2 separate regions of the Homo sapiens genome follow, and region 2 is linked to region 1. A link is a loop called in an ENCODE intact Hi-C map of the cell type or tissue named here. Cell type or tissue: heart left ventricle. All regions are shown on one strand. Each heading gives the region's core, and the rest is flanking DNA. Links, peaks and the distances in the headings are about the cores only. Region 1 overlaps LOC105370777 (a long non-coding RNA gene). Region 2 has its middle 83 kb from the start of THBS1.

Region 1 (5,381 bases), core at 290-5,289:
GGTTGGACTTAATGCCACTAAGTTGTACACTTAAAAAATGGTTAAGTGGTAAATGTTATGTTATGTTTATTATCACAATACAACATATACATATATATATCCCAAGCCCAGCCGGAGCCCCTAGACCTGGCCCCGGCAGCAGAAGCCATCACCTGCTGTGAAGGAACTCAGACTCAAATAGGAGATACACAATTTAACATCCATTAATTGAGGGAGAAATTACTGACCATCTACTACACGTTAAACACTGGGAACTGAGAATTCAGGGAAGACCATGAAAAATATACTACTGTCTTTATGAAGCTTAATCTAGTCTGGGACATAGTCATCAAGCAGACAGGCACAAAATTAAGTAATTCATTAAAATACTAATAAATGCAATGAAGGGAAGTACAGGGTCCTATGAAAGCACAGAGCTGGAGGATGGGGCTTCAGAGGAGACTTCCCTGAGAAAGTGACCTTGACACTAAGAAGTGAAGGACAAGCCATCATTTCCCAGGCAAAAGGGGTGTGGTGGGGATGGTGAGGGTAGGGCATTCAGGCAGGGAGAATGGCATGTATAAAATAAAGGACCTGTCACAAAAGGTAGGAATTAATGTGGTTCTTTTGAGGGACTGCTAGAAGCCAACATAGGGCCCAAGCAGAGAGGCACAAGACATCAGGCCAGCTGCCTGACACAAGCTCCAATAGCCTGAAGCACTAAACCTCCATGAAGAGTTAATGGCTCACATCTGTAATCCCAGCACTTTGGGAGGCCAAGGTGGGCAGATCACCTGAGGTAAGGAGTTCGAGACCAGCCTAGCCAGCATGGTGAAACCCCTCTCTAATAAAAATACAAAAATTAGCTGGGCATGGTGGCACATGCCTGTAATTTGGAGCTACTTGGGAGACTGAATCAGGAGAATCGCTTGAACCCAGGAGGCAGAGGTTGCACTGAACCAAGATCGCGCCACTGCACTCCAGCCTGGGTGACAGAGCAAGACTCTGTCTCAAAACAAAACAAAAAAAGAGTTAAAATTTGGAGGGAATCAGAGACTTTGAAATCAGAGGACGAAATTCCAGGCATTCCAGGCACAGAGGCTACCTGAGCAAAGGTTCTAACGTGGGAAATGCTGAGGGCATTTGGGGACAGGAAGTCGTCCTGTTTTAATGAAGTTCGCACGGGAAGGATAAGGAGAGGAAAATGGTGGATGTGAAAGATAAGAAGCAAGTTAAATAGAGTCCTTCGTCAGGATGGTTGGTTCTAGAACCGCAGGTAGGAGTGGCCTCCCCGGCTCTCACCTGTCTTCTCCTACCGCTGAGGGATGACCCTGCAAACCAAAACACCAGCTCTCAATCACTTGTAGAAAATCAACACCACAACTGAGAGGGACACAGCTCTCCAAGGCCTCAGGAGACAGCGCCAGAGGGAGCCCTCTCCTCGGGTTAAACAGTTTGAAAGCAGTAACAAAATTAGCCAAAGAGTTCAAATGATGGCAGGCTCGGGGGCCTTGGGGCCAGCACAGCACCAGAGTCCTCGATACCAATAGACCACATTGCTTCTTTGAGCCTTTGCTGGGATGCAAGCAGTCGAAAGAATTGAGCTGAGAAACCGTGAGATCCTCAGCTTGGTAGGTGGAAGCATTCCTGGCTGCATCTGTTAGCCCCAGATTTGACCATGGAATTCTGAAAACCTTTGCCTTTTGCCATTTTGTGTTCACCTCAGGCTCCAAAAACTCTTTTGTCTCTGTGGACTGTAAACACTCTCAGCAAGCTGGATCACTCACTTATCCAGGTGGAAGCCAAGTATGAACACATAAGGATATCATTAGCCTCTTTTTCCTGATAACAAGGAAGACTGTTCTCCAGAAAAGTGCTGCCCCAGAGGCTGGCCTGCTAGGACAACAAGCATCCTTCACATCTGCGGTAGGAACCCAGCTCCACTTTCATGGGATACCTCCTCCTCACAGGCCCTCGGAGGAATCCCTGTCCTGCTGGCTGGGAGCTGCCAGGACCAGAGTGTACTCCCCACAGAAGTGTACTAAGCGGGCACTCAGGGAACTGGGCCTGCAGAAACATGGAGGGGGGTCTCCATTTCCACCACCGTAAATTGTGATGCTGGAAAGATCTGTAAAGTTTTTCAGTTCAGCTCCTCTGCTCCTCCAATGAGTAAATTAGTCCAGGAAAGAGGAAGTGACCTGCCTGTGCAGAGGCCATGTCTCCCGTCACTGTCCTGGCTACTTCATGGTTCAAATTTCCATCAGAAAAGTTCATCAGAACCAGCATATTTGTAAAATTGGACTTTGTACCCATTTTAATAATTAAAGATCTAGTATTATTTTATAAACAAATGACAAACTTTATAGTAATATCTCTGGTTAGTTTTTGAAAATGGAAGTTGTAGGGAAATTAGAGGCATTTTTCTAGCTTCAGAGCGTAAGTTAAAAATTATAGAACCTTTTCTAAGAATTAAATGGCCTTGAAGAGTATTAAAAAATAAAGGAGAATAATTCTCCTGAGCCAGGTAGAGACTAGGCTGTTGACTCTTTGAGGGTGAGATTTTACCCAAAAACCATACTCACAGTCCAAGTCCTTTGGATTAAAGCAGCCACTTCAGGGACCCACATGTCACCTCCCCACCTTCATTTCTACACACATCTTCCTAATAGAGTTTTATCATCATTATTATGACCATGTAAACATAGTCCATTGCTGAACCAGGGAGCATATGATGACTGCTTTTTTGGTTTCTTAGACTTCCCCTCCCAGAGTTAACTCTTTTTCCCCCCACCTTATTTGGCTATTTGAATCACATACAAAGTCTTCCTATACCCTAAAACTGCTTTGTAAAATGCTTCCCAATTTCATTTTCTGCTTGGATAAATTAAATAAACAAATGGTTCTATTTTTTCTCTACAAGCATCCCTTGGGGAGCATTTTAGATCATACTTGGCAGTGACTTGAATTCCCCTGATTATAAAGGTAAAGACCTGTAAACCTGTTTCCCAGGCCTTGCATCAGAAGTCTGTTTTATAGAAAAAGAATGCCATGATGCAGAAATTCTAAAGATGCTTATTCTTCAGCCTAGAAAAATAATTTTGGAAGAAATAAGGTTTCTCTAGTGACTTAGAGCTCATTTGGCCTGAAACCTTGTAGAGTCCCCTGACTTGTGTGCCCACAGGGGTGTAACAGAGAGTATAGATGGCTTCATGTCCGAAGGCTGGATTTGAATCCTGCCTCTGCCACTTATAAGCTATGCCAGGAAGGACGCATCGCTGAGCCTCTTTGTTCTTTGATATAGTTTATTTGTCCCCACCCAAATCTCATGTTGAAATGTAATTCCCAGTGCTAGATGTGGGGCCTGGTGGGAGGTACTTGAATCATGGGGGTGGATCCCTCATGACTTGCTGCCGTCTTCACATTAGTGAGGGAGTTCTCAGAAGATCTGCTTGTTTAAAAGTATACGGCACCTCCCCACCAACTCTCTCTCTCTTGCTCCTGCTTTCACCATGTGATATGCCTGTTCCTGCTTTGCCTTTTGCCACAAGTAAAAGTTCCCTGAGGCCTCCCCAAAAGTCTAGCAATGTTGGTGCCATGCTTGTACAGCCTACAGAACTGTGAACTAATTAAACCTCTTTTCTGTATAAATTACCCAGTCTCAGGTTTTTCTTTATAGCAACACAAGAACGGCCTAATACATTCTTACTCTATGAAATGGAAGCAGTGATATCATTCAAAATACCAACAAGAAATGAGAAAATGAAATGTCAAATCACCTAACAGAGATCCAGACACATAACTGATACTGAATTACTGTTAACTGAATTGAAAAGCATCAACTTACTCCCCCGACCTTGCCAGCTTTCTGGCAGGACAACTCTGAGATGCCTTAACATTCATACAACCCTCTTAAAAATATGAATGCAGACTCCTCAGATATATGGAACCAATTTGTCAGCCTTCTGAAATCTTGTCTTCTAAAAAGTACCCCATAGCAAGCAAAATGATTTTAGGGGACTTGAATGTCAGGGTTAGTGACGACTCTGCCAAAGCTTTAAACACAGGAAATTTGAAAAAAGATTGCTTCTTACCTGTTTCTGTGAGAGCCATTTATCCAAAATCAGCTATTGGATCAAAAAGAAAAATAATTGTCCAATTGTATTCATCATCAGTATCCATCGATATGAAACCATAGCCCATGGAATAAGTATTTGGGGGAATTTCGTTTGTAATGCCACACAATAGGCCAACATTGGTTTTTAATCACCCAATCATTCTTTCATCTATTATTTCCATCTTTAACATGTGTGATCTAGGCCAAATTGAAGATGATTATGTCTCCATTAAGCCTCTTCTAATCCTCAAAAATATCTGTTTCTGAGTCTATTTCTGAGTTTCAAATGGACTTTGAGATTATGGAACTAGGGAGGGTAACATGGAATGAGGCTCATTCTAATCCCCAAATAAACCGTCTCGAAGTGGAACCATGTGGAGCTCTCTTCTCACATTCTGTTCTGAGCCGTGTTCCCTCCAACTATACCAATAACCCAGAGATGAGCTAAACCCAGTCTGACCACTCTGCTTAGCCAGGAACTGGCCACTCTGTCACGGTTGGAAGAAGTTTAACAGAAAGTCAAATGAATTCTCACAAAACTGACAAGAAACTGTCTTAAATGGATCTCAGAAGATGCCCCCTAAAACCTACTAAATTTAAATAATTGATCTAGCAATGATTTTCAACATGTAAGGTCACCAAACCTTAGAATTTACTCGTTCAGCCTAGAACACTGAGAAAATTCCTCCCAAATGCATACTCTTTGCCCCCCAGCCACAAGTGTAGCAGAAGAAAAATTAATTAGGAATCTCCCTCAACTTCTAGCAGAGAATTTGGATATGGTAATTTTCTATAAACCTGGACGCTAACATTCTTTTGTTAACATAGTTGTAATGGAAAATTGAACAAAATGCAAAACCACAAATAGCATTTCACATGGCAGGCAATCAGAGGCATGGCACAGCAGAATAGTGAACTTAGATTCAAGTCCTGCTTGGCCATTTTCTAGCTCTGTGGCTTTAGAAAAGTAACTTTACATCTCTGTGCTTCAGTTTCTTTGTCTGAGAAAGGTTAATACCTCCCCAGCACAGACTTGTTTTAAAAATGTAACAGGATACCATAAGTGAAAGCAACTTTTGAAATGTAAAAGCTTTATCCTAATATCCTGATTATTGTATTGAGTCCAAATGAATATATTGTGTAGTTGGCATATATCCATTTTCTATTTGAGATGGGATAAGTTAGGAAGGCCAACATTTAAATAATTTTGAGGCTCTCCAGACCACACCATTCCATCAAGATGATACTCAGTGAAGCCGCACAAAATGGGTACCTGAGACTTCATAAG
Region 2 (5,381 bases), core at 276-5,275, 140 kb after region 1:
TTAGGGTGTCCATCTCCCAAGTACAACACATTTTTGTTTAACTATAGTAGTCACCCTACTCTGTTATTAAACATCTAATTTGTTCCTTCTATCTAGCTGTATGTTTGCACCCTTTAACTCACTTTTCTTCATCCTCCCCCAACCCTCACACCCACCCTTCCTAGTATCTGTTCTCTATCTTTCCACTCTCAACCTCCATGTGACCAGATTTTTTAGTGAGAATATGTGATGTTGGTCTTTTTGCACCTGGCTTATTCCACTTAATGACCTCCAGTTCCATCCAAGTTGATGAAAATAACATGGTTTCATTAGTCATCCACCCTTCATTCTTTATTAATTGGGAAACATTGCTGGCAAATCACTACACTGGACCCCATTCTTCAAGACACACCTCAGCTAAGCTATTTACTCTTTGCTATTGCTGGTGGAATAGCCACGAAGTGCCACCCCACGAGCTGTCACCTCTCTTAATGTTCACAACTTTTGAAGGCAGGTATTATTGCCACGTGTTATACATGAGGAAGCCAGCACCCAAAGACATGAAATAACTTGCCTGGAATCACACAATTAGTATGTGACAGGGCAAGAATTTGAGGCTGAGCCTCTTGTCTGCTCCAGGTCAACACCCTGAAAGCCTCTGTGTGGCACACAGAGGCTCCTAAGGCACCAGCCTCCTATTTCTCACCCAGGAGCCCAGCTGCCAGAGACCACACAGCAAGAGAGAAAGCCTGCTCCTTCCGGTGCAATCAGAAGACAAACCCGGCACATTTTCAAATTCCACACTGCATGGTGAAAATATTTTCATGACTTTAGCCCTACAGTATTTCAAGGACTTCCCTTCCTCTGCAGAAAACATAGATGCTGAAATTCCAAATGCCTCCCTCAAGAGAAAATAAACCTCTTGTTCTTGTTTCTTCCAAAAGAAGCTCCATTTCTTTTGGGAGAAAAGAATCAATCTCTTATCATCAAAAGAATGGATTTAACCAATATTCTTTGCCTTTTTCAGGTTTTCTTTTGCTTGGGCTCTCTCCCAACCAAAAGCCATGGAACATACTCGCCCCAAGGCACCATCAATGTGTCCTAAACACTACTACTCCCCCAGCTGGGCTGGAGATAGCTCCATCCAGCAGACCCTGCCCTGGCAGAGGTGCAGCCAGGGAACTCTCACCTAATTAAAGGACAATCCGGCAGCTCCTACAACGTCACTTGAGTCTGGATGGAGAGAAGACAGGAAACACAGGATTCCAAAATTACAGCCTGAGGCTTTTATTCCAGAGTCCCTTTCAAAGGCATGGATGTCTATTTGGGTACATGTGGTGGTCATCAGAGAAGAGTCAGAAGGCTCAGACCCCTCGGGAATGGGCAAAGCAAAGAAAGACACAATAAGCCTGGCAAGACCTCGTATCTCAGCTTAGAATGTTTTTTTTCACTCAGTCTCATGAACAGATTTAGAAATACCATCTGCAGCTCTCCTCCAAGGTTTCTCAAAGGTCCTTGGAGTTATCTGGGGACAAAAATGCCAATTTTGTAAATAAAGAAACTGAAGCCAATAAGAAGGTGACTAGCTTAGGGATTTTTGGAAATTTCTTTGGGAAACTGGGAAAGAACCTATATTGGTCTCCACATCATTTTCTCTGAAGTCAGGAACTTGGATGGGCAGCTCAGGACTGCCACCTAAGCTTCAGTTTACTCACCTGTAAAATAAAGCTACTGATAATACCTACCTCATAAGGATATTGTTAGGATTAAATGAGACGACCTTGGTAAAAGGGTGTAGCAGTCAGGGGCCCATGTGGAGACAGAAAGCACACAGCAATGTGAACTGAAAAGGTTGATTACAAAGAACTATTAATGGGAAATTAGCTAAGAAAAGGGAATTTAAAAAGAGCTCTAAAGAATACCCCAGATCTGAGAGAAAGAACCTAAGAAACAAACTTGGAAGGGGAGACCCTGCCCCCTAGGCTGGGATTCAGACCTCCTTGGAGAGGGCATGACTGCAGCACATGGATGGCAGGGAAGCTGTTGGCCAGAACGGGGCAGCAGGCAGCAGAGCAGCAAAGCACAAGAGGGAAACCTCCCCTCCTGCTGAGATGCTACCGATCAGAGAACCACACACCTGCACTGGCAAGCTGGGATAAGCACCAGTGGGTGTCCATGCACTGCTGGCCACTACACGCCTCGGGAGCAGGCCGAAAGCAGAACATCAGAACCAGGGAGAAGGTCCCCCAGGGTCCCTCCAATGCTCTGCCAGCTGGCAGTGGAGAAATGTTCCAATATGACAAGCAAGGCCACGAGCAGTGGATTTGGAGCTGAGCAGTAATAAGCTGGTAACTGGCAAAGAGGCCTCATTATCATACATCTCCTATAGAGTCATATTGCCAGAGGATGTGGGCAGTAGGGGTGCAGCGTGAGTGCAACTGCTATCTACCTCAACTCTGAATTGGGCTTATCTTCCAAATTTGCAGATGGGCACACGTGGTTTGGGAAACAGCATTGAGTGCTACTAGAAAGCTGTGACCTCCTGCTCTACACACCAGGATCTGTGAAGCTCTCTCTCTCTCTCTGCTAAGCTGTACACTCAGGGAAAGCCTCCACAACCATTTGAGTCACCAGTTGTTCTTTCAAAGGACCCACCCAAATCCAGAGCTGTGTAAGTAACATTGATCATAGACATGGGACAGCACTGGCAAAAATAAACATAAAAAAAATAAAATCAGCTAGAATGAAATCTACTTCTGACCCCCATCTTCCTACCCAAGAGTCTCTTGTAGCCACTGTAGATAACACAGGAAGAGGAGGAGAGGCAACTTTGCACCATCATTCCTGAACATGAGGCAATAGACACTGACTTACCTTGCAACTAGGTGGATTTGAATCAGACCTAAAGAAAAATGTCCATAATTGCATGAGAATCATACTGGGTTTGGTAACACCCGCAAAAAGCTGCAAAGCCTTCTTTTTAAAAGAAGATGCTTTCTGATGGCTCCAGCCTCACCCAGCTTGTGAGTAGGGGTTTGGCTGGGATAATTGCTTGAGGTACTTTCCTGCTGCCAGCTCCTATGCAGAGGTAACAATGTGTGCCATAACTCGGGATAAAACAGAAAGAGGGGCTGTGGAGGGAAGACCTTTGAGGGCCTCATTTCCCTTCCCAGCATGTGCCAAGGACAGTCCCTCGCAACAGCCCCAGGGGTCCTTAGCGGGAAGCTGTTTCAGGCCCCACGGGAGACAGCAATAACCCACCATTACTGGATAAACAGTCCAGGACAAAACAACTGAGAAATGATGACATTCTGAAATAACGCAGCAGTTCTTGTGTCCAGGAATTTCTCTTTGAGGAAGAAAACAAGGGGCCTCCTACTTGGCTGTGTGATTGGCAGGGGAGAAAGAGCATATTTCAGCTCAGTATGTATAGATGTGCTCCAGGCTGGGCTGGGCTGGGCTGCAGTTTTTCCATCTACATTTTTGAGGAGCTTCCAATTTCTTCTGAATAAACATTTTCCAAATAATCCTGCCTGAAAACTGTCCCTCATCAACTTAGAACATGCTTTCCTTTCTCAAGGTGATGCCACAAGGGAGTTGTCAAGACCCATAGTACCCCACTAGCCTGGAAGAACTTGTCTGAAAACTTTGGTGGAGCTTTTCAGAATCACAAGGCTCTAGAACAAGGTGGGGTAGATCTCCCAGAGCTTGTACCTTGTACTTTAAAATGAACTTGAAAATGAACACTCCAACTGGCTTATTTTCCAAATGAGGCATCCAGGGCTCAATGTGGTAATGAACTTGTCTGAGAACACACAGTCAGCTAACAGTAAGTAGTGAATCTGACATTTCTCTCTCCCTTACCTCACCCTGGGCCTTCCTCCAACCCCATATTCCAGATACCCTAAAGCATCCAGAGATGAGCGTCCAGATAATCTTGTTTGGTTTTTTTTGCCTGTCTGTCCTGAGTTCAACCAGTCATGAAAAATGACTTTGGTTGGATAGGACACAGCAGGAGTAGTGGTCAGGGCTATGGCTAGATTTAGGGCAAGGGCTAGGGTTTGGGCTAGGATGGAGTTAAGAGAATAATCCAAAAATAAAGTAGCATCCTCCCTAAATGTATCTCAGTTTCCATTTTCATCTGGTCTGTCCTAGGTCCTTGGATATTAATAATATGAACAAAATTAGCAAACAGAGACATAAACTGACCAGTTTTAGAAGGAAGAGTATATAGCTTGGTTACTCTACAGTATCATGGTACTAAAACCAGTGTGTATCTGTTATCAATTACTGTGTAACAAACTACCCCCAACGTGCTTAAAATGCAACCATTTTATTGCATAAACGTCTTGAAGGTTAGGAATTTGGGCAATGCTCAACAGGAACAGCTCATCTGTGTTGCACATGGTGTTGGCCAAGGCAGCTAAGCTGGGGCTGGAGAATCTAAGAAGGTCTCACTCGCACGCCTGGGCCATGGTGCTGGCTGTTAGCTGGAGAGCCTCTCTCTCCATGTGGCCTCCCCCTCCAGCAGAATTGCCTGGACTTCTGTACATGATGGTTGGGATCCAAGAGGGAAAGTGGAAGATGCAAGGCCTCTTTAAGGTCTGAGCACGGAAGCCCCAGAACCTCACTTCCAACACATTCTATCGGACAAAGCAAGTCCCAAGGCCAGCTGGAATCAATGTGGGGAGAGAGGCTCTACCACTTAACAGGAGAGCAGCAAAGTTATGTTGCAAGGGTTGTGGACATAGGGAGGGAAGACTTTGGAGCAGACCAATTTTTGTCATTGTCTCCATAATGCTTGTCACGGGGAAGGATAGTCTGATATAACAGAGAGAGAAGAGGGACCCAGTGTGGTGTGAGATCTGAGTCTACTCTCTGCCCTTTGCTGTCAGTGTGGCCTCAGGCAAGTCACCTCCAGAGCTCCCTATAAGATAGGAACTTTCTTCTAAAATAGGGATATAGTGGCTTAGCGGGGAAGAACAAATAAGATACATGAAATAAAAACACGTTGAAAACTGTGGGCTATAGTGCAATTCTAAAAATGTTTAATCTATATATTAACACTGTATTACCTTATTCATACCTTTCCTCTAACAAGCATTCAAGGCAAATGGTGGCTGGCTGGCAGAGGGGCATTAGACAGTCTTGAAAAGAGCTGTCCTGTCCCCCAATCTGAGGCTGCAAACCCAGTTTCGCACTTTCTAACATGGTGAATCCCTCCCCTTCCCTGACTTCCAGTGTCTTCATTGGTAAAATTACATTTCGGTGAGGATTAGGGTTTTTGTAACTTTGATTTTTATAAAGATTATCCCAAAATTCCCCAATCAATACTAAAATTATTTTAATCACCATTATTGTTCAAACGTTTAGATTGTGACCAAATCTGAAACTCACAACTT

What was found. A loop is a pair of places that touch in the nucleus more often than their neighbours do. Peaks named below come from ENCODE experiments on the same cell type or tissue, not always from the same donor. Only the 100,000 strongest peaks of a DNase experiment are listed, where the experiment ranks them.
Region 2: a loop joins it to region 1, with 1.9 times the contacts of the local background. A loop is called at or near these places in 3 of 110 quality-filtered maps.

Annotation. Positions count from the first base shown.
Region 1 is chr15:39,352,221-39,357,601 of GRCh38, forward strand. The region is part of intron 1 of LOC105370777 (a long non-coding RNA gene); the gene reads right to left. Among named protein-coding and RNA genes, the nearest start is that of LINC02915, 100 kb to the left of the region's middle. In heart left ventricle, for the core only: no CTCF peak of the experiment used is centred there; no DNase peak of the experiment used is centred there.
Region 2 is chr15:39,495,519-39,500,899 of GRCh38, forward strand. No RefSeq gene overlaps it. Among named protein-coding and RNA genes, the nearest start is that of THBS1, 83 kb to the right of the region's middle. In heart left ventricle, for the core only: no CTCF peak of the experiment used is centred there; a DNase peak (open chromatin) is centred at 2,163.